Linked DNA regions of Homo sapiens: region 1 is linked to region 2. Evidence: chromatin loops called from intact Hi-C (ENCODE). Cell type or tissue: heart left ventricle. All regions are shown on one strand. Links, peaks and the distances in the headings refer to the core of each region. The heading gives the core; the rest is flanking DNA. Region 1 overlaps DNAJA2 (DnaJ heat shock protein family (Hsp40) member A2). Region 2 has its middle 44 kb from the start of DNAJA2-DT.

What was found. Peaks named below come from ENCODE experiments on the same cell type or tissue, not always from the same donor. Only the 100,000 strongest peaks of a DNase experiment are listed, where the experiment ranks them.
Region 1: a loop joins it to region 2, with 9 times the contacts of the local background. A loop is called at or near these places in 15 of 110 quality-filtered maps.

Annotation. Positions count from the first base shown.
Region 1 is chr16:46,967,412-46,970,331 of GRCh38, reverse strand. It overlaps DNAJA2 (DnaJ heat shock protein family (Hsp40) member A2), which reads left to right. Exons shown (of 9, transcript NM_005880.4): 4 at 2,168-2,248; 5 at 2,686-2,819. Among named protein-coding and RNA genes, the nearest start is that of DNAJA2, 4.8 kb to the left of the region's middle. In heart left ventricle, for the core only: no CTCF peak of the experiment used is centred there; no DNase peak of the experiment used is centred there; H3K27ac peaks cover 96 bases.
Region 2 is chr16:47,016,714-47,019,633 of GRCh38, reverse strand. No RefSeq gene overlaps it. Among named protein-coding and RNA genes, the nearest start is that of DNAJA2-DT, 44 kb to the right of the region's middle. In heart left ventricle, for the core only: a CTCF peak has its summit at 1,298; no DNase peak of the experiment used is centred there.

The sequences.
Region 1 (2,920 bases), core at 319-2,818, 49 kb after region 2:
AGTTGGTTTCCATGGAGCTTGCTGGCTTCCAGCCTGACCTTAACCTGCCAACACATGAATGGTGCCTGACCTTGGTCTTAGACTGTGAATCCACAAGCCCTCTCCAGTATGAAAATAGCTGTTTCACTTTGCAAAATCTGGGAGGTCTTTTTTCCCATTCTTTTTTTCATGGACCAATAAATGATTTTATTAGCAAATGTCAGTGGCCGAAGTTCAGGTACTTATTTAAAATATTTCATAATATCCTAGTTTATACACTTGAGTAAATTAGAGGAAGTCATGTTATCTGTTAACTTTGAGTCTCATTGAATCCTTAAATTTGTTTTTTAAAAGAATTTACCCTCAGAAATTAACATTTGGATACCATTCCAATGGTAATATTTGTGCAGTGCAGGTTAATTCGTTTATATTTTTCTTTAATATAGAAATGGTCTAAAAAGAAAATAGGGTCAAAAGAGTGCTGTCTGTACTTTATAGTTCTTCATGTTTAAAAAAAAGTTATGCTATATAGTGAAAGTTTTCTGCTGTTTTAACATTTCAGATTTTCCTGTTATTACAAATACTATGTTTATAATACTGCATTCTATGATTTATTTACCTTTTATATAGGGTATTCCCAGGTTTTTTCTCTGTAATAGATACTGCTGCTATGAGTATCTTTATGTAGAGCTTTGTTTCTCCTTGGCAGAGATTCCCAGGCAGGCATGAGTGTTTTGAGGCTGATAAATACAACTAAATTGCCTTGCAGAGGGATTGTGCCAGTTTAGGCCCCACTAGTGGAGAGTGCCAGCCTTGCCAAACCATTACCTGCATTTTTCCTTCCTTGGCCTTCTTTGTTGAGATGTGTATTTTTCTCTGGCTTAGGATACTGGTTGTGCATACCAATTGTAATTTAATATGTAGGGGAAGAAAGCCGATTTTCTTTAAATGATTTGTTATGCAGAGTATACAAGATGCAACAAGCGTTTTGGTCTAAAGCTCAGCTGTTGATAGGTCATTATTTGACAGTGTTGTTGGTAATGTTTTGTCCATACGTGTGGTATTCTTATCCTGCCTACAACAGTTTTAAGTTTCTGAGAATAACAATTTTAAGAAAGTTTGAATATCACAAAATAGTATAGGTGCTTTGTAAAATACTTTAAACTATTTTTTTGTTCCTCTAACTCCCAGGATTTTAAAGCAGATCATTACGGGATGACCATTACTAATCTGAAATCTGAAATGCTCCAAAATATGAAACTTTTTGAGCACCATCATGATGCCACAAGTAGAAAACTCCACACATAAGTACTTGTCTCACTCTGTCCCCCAGGCTGGAGTGCAGTGGTACGATCTCAGCTCACTGCAGCCTCAATCTCCAGGGCTTAAGCAATTCCCCTGCCTCAGCCTCCTGGGTAGCTGGGACTTCAGACATGCCACTACACCTGGCTAATTATTTTTTATTTTTTGGTAAAGATGAGGTCTCTCTAAGTTGCTCAGGCTGGTCTTGAACTCTGGGCTCAAGCAATCCTCCCTCCTCAGTCTCCCGAAGTGCTGGGATTATAGGCATGAGCCACTGCACCTGGCATGAAAAACTATTCTATCCCTCCTTTCTGTCATACTATAGGTAGGGCCACTTTTATTTTTTTTAAGACATATGCCATCTAAGTGACTCCCTTAAGCCGAAATATAACTTTGTAGCCTTTCTAAATTGTCCATGGAGGAAACAGGGACTCTGGAGCCAGATACCTATGTGATCTTGGGCAAGTTACTTGACTGTTCTGTGCCTCAGTTTTATCACATAAAATGGGAATAATAATTGTACCTCTTCTGAAGGGTTTTTATTAGGAGTTAGGTGGAGGGCTTATGCCTCAGAACAGAAGGTTGTGATATTTGAGTTTGCGAAGTCATCAGCTTTATCAGAAATTCCACCACAGCAAATTGTTGGCCTGATGCTATAGGCTCTGGCTTTGGGTATCATATATGTACTGTCTGTAGTCATAAAATATTTCTGTTAATTTGAGCCATAATATAAGCCTCAGTTTAATTGATTTAATGTGAGATTATGAGGTGTTTTTGAATTCTGTTTTAAAAGTTGATAACGAATTTGCTGTATCAGCTGTTACTTATATCTTGTATTTGACAAAATGTGGCAAAATTTGATTGAAGCCGATTCTTTTCTTTCCAGAGTATCTTTAGAAGATCTGTATAATGGCAAGACAACCAAACTACAACTTAGCAAGAATGTGCTCTGTAGTGCATGCAGTGGGTAAGTGTGTCTTCTGGTTTATTGGGTACATTTTGTCTGTTCTTTTAAGTATCACACTGAATGTCTGTACCACGTAAAAATTGTTATAAGTTAAAACTTACGGCTGGGTGCGGTGGCTCACACCTGAAATCCCAGCACTTTGGGAGGCCGAGTCGGGTGGATCACCTGAGGTAGGAGAATCGCTTGAACCCGAGAGGTGAAGGTTGCAGTGAACCAAGATTGCGCCACTGCACTCCAGCCTGGGTGACAGAGTGAGACTCCATCTCAATAAATAAGTAAAAAAATCTTAGCAGAATGTTTTCTGATACTTCTGGAAGTCAATTTAAATACAAGTTATTGGGGTTGAAGATGAAGGTAAAAGCACAATTTCTGTGTGTCATAGCTTATTGGAGTGGTTTGTGGACAAAAACCTAATGCATAACTTGTGCTTGCTTTAGCCAAGGCGGAAAGTCTGGAGCTGTCCAAAAGTGTAGTGCTTGTCGAGGTCGAGGTGTGCGCATCATGATCAGACAGCTGGCTCCAGGGATGGTACAACAGATGCAGTCTGTGTGCTCTGATTGTAATGGAGAAGGTATGTGTGCCAGTACTTCTCTGCTTTTATGTTGGAATGGATTGGGAATGCAGATATTGGAGAGGTTTACAATTTTTTATTTCAAAGGGTATTTGTATACA
Region 2 (2,920 bases), core at 151-2,650:
AGTATAAACCAGAAAGTCTAAAATAAAAGTCACAACCTGGCAACCCACAGGCCAAATTGGGCACACAGGTTTATTTTAGTAAGTCCCATATAACTTAAAAAAAATCAAACAATTTTACATGAAAATCTGGATTTCTATATTCTCTTGAAACAGCAGTTCTGGCAACCTGGGGCTCACATTTCCATATGGCTACAACTAGCTGGACCTGAAAAGAGCGTTCCTCATCGAGCTGACTTATGGGCCCTCCAGAACACCACAGTCCTCTTCCATCCAAATTGTACAACATCCAGCTTGCCCCACACGTGTCTCTCTGCAGTGCATCGAATTTCCCAGTCCTGATCTAGAATATCAAATACCTTCTTGGTCTAAATGATTTCCTTCAAAATGTCATAAAGAGAAAAAGAAAATCACTAATGACATGAAGCAAAATGAACCTTGTACAAACCTTATATAAAACAAGCTTAAAGCCATTACTTTACACATTTCTACAATGAAATAATAATTTTTTAAATTTTTTTGTAGAGATGGGAGTCTCACGATGTTGCCCAGGCTGCTCTGGAACTTCTGGCCTTAAGCAATCCACCTCCCTCGGCCTCCCAAACTGCTGGGATTACAGGTGTGAGCCACCACGCCTGGCCCAACACCATCTTATTGTAAGTGTTCTACTTTTAAAATGATACTCTCGAAGCTGTCAGCCAAAATTTGGGGTTCTTGATACAACACTACTCAGGGCAAGAAACAAAGTCACTTTCCAACCAGTCCCTGTGGTCCCAGTCTTATGAAGTCTTAGCAACTTTTTTTTTTTTTAACAATCTTGCTCTGTCACCCAGCCTGGAGTGCGGTGATGCAATCTTGGCTCACTGCAACCTCCGCCTCCCATGCTCAAGCAATTCTTCTGTCTCAGCCTCCTGAGTAGCTGGGACTACAGGCGTGTGCCAAGACGCCCAGCTAATTTTTGTATTTTAAGTAGAGACGGGGTCTGGCCATGTCGATCAGGCTGGTCTCGAACTCCTGGCCTCAAGTGATCCACCCACACAGCCTCTTAGCAACTTTGAATTACATGCTTGGTGTTTTCCTAAATTTGAGGTGTAATGGTGGCTAGAAAACATCAGTTCTCAGATGATGAAGCATGATCAATGGTGTTGAAAGAGGGAAACAGATGAGTGCCTTTACTGCCTCCTTCACCATAGTAACAGCACAGCTAGAGAGATGTGAAACTTTGCTGCGAAAATGACAGAGCCTGCTCCAGGCAGAGCGGCACAAACACAACTGAGAGTGCACTCCTGCATTCTGACCACAGGTGGCACCTGAGCGTGTCGTAGTCGTCCACATCCCAACTGTTCAGGCTATGTTGGACACTGACTTTCTAACGTCTGTGCCTTAAGCAAAACTGTACGTTTTCACTTCTTTCCTAAAAACTTCATCTGTAATAACACTAGACAGCAAAAAAAGGACCTGATTTTTTTTCAGCCTAATAGAATGTATATCCCACTTTAGTCCGTATTTATTATAATAAAATTGTTTTTGTTTTAAGTATTTCTAAATTATCCCCTATCCCCGACATCTTACAGCCCTAAATCAAGAGCCATACACATTATGTCTTGGACTCATGATCTTTTATATCCATCTGTCTATGGTCAGTGGGAGTTGGTACAGAAGTATCTGGAAAGTGGGGTCAGAGGCAGGAAATCACAAAGGCCAGTTGTCCAGCAGGGAGAGAGGACCAGTGTGAGCCTGCGAGACACAGGCACCTCCCATGCCCCACCTGAAACTACTCTATCTCCTGAGACTAAAGGCTTGATCCAGGCCACCTTCTGGACCCGGTGGCTCCGCCTCCCACCTGGGCCATCTGAGCTGCCCTCCTTAGGGCTTCTCTTCTCAGGACAGACAAAGAACAGAATCTATGCCCTCTGCTTCAGGCTTGCCAAAACCCTGCGCGTTCTAACCTTATGACATGGGACAGAAAGAAGATCAAACTTTAGGACATAGAGCCCTCAGGAAAATTAAATGCACACCAGGTAGCGCATTTCTACTAGATTATTCTTTACTGTTTTTGTTTTGTTTTGTTTGTTTGTTTTTGAAAACGGAGACTCACTCTGTTTCCCAGGCTGGAGTGCAGTGGCGTGATCTCGGCTCACTGCAACCTCTGCCTCCTGGTTTCAAGTGATTCTTGTGCCTCAGCCTCCTGAGTAGCTGGAACTACGGGTCATGCCACCACACCCGGCAAATTTTTTTGTATTTTTAGTAGAGATGGGATTTCACCATGTTGGCCAGGCTGGTCTCCAACTCCTGAACCTCAGGTGATCCACCTGCCTCAGCCTCCCAAAGTGCTGGGATAACAGCTGTGAGCCACTACTCCCAGCCTAGATTATTCTTTACATGATGTCACAGGAAGGGCTAATTGCTATGGGACCAGATACAGGTGAAGGAGAAGACCAGCCGGGCAGAACTAAGACCAAAAGAACTAAGACCAAAAGAACTAAGACCAAAAGAAATGCGAAGAGAATAATAACGCTGTAGTAGAAGAAGGTTCACCTTTGCCCTTCCCTACCCCCTGCCTGCATTTATCCCACACAAAAGCAAAAGAGGCCTTGATTGAGGGGCTGGCAGACTGGGTGGGGCAAGAAAAGAGAAGAGAGGGAAAGTGATGAATGTGGATAATGGGAACCAGTGCTTTCCCATAGACATTGTGGAAGAAAACACGTTGCAAGCAAAGGATCTGAGAGCATAGGAGGCCTGTGTTCCCCTGTGTGGGAAAGTTGCAAAACCCCAGAAAGGAAATGAACACATAGGCGTCTAGGGGAATGTGGTCACAGAGGGTGACAGTTACTTCCTAAGCCTGTGCACAGCAATGGAGGCCACAGAAGAATAGCCCTGACCCTATTCACGACAGCATGGACCAGTCCACCGGACCTGACCA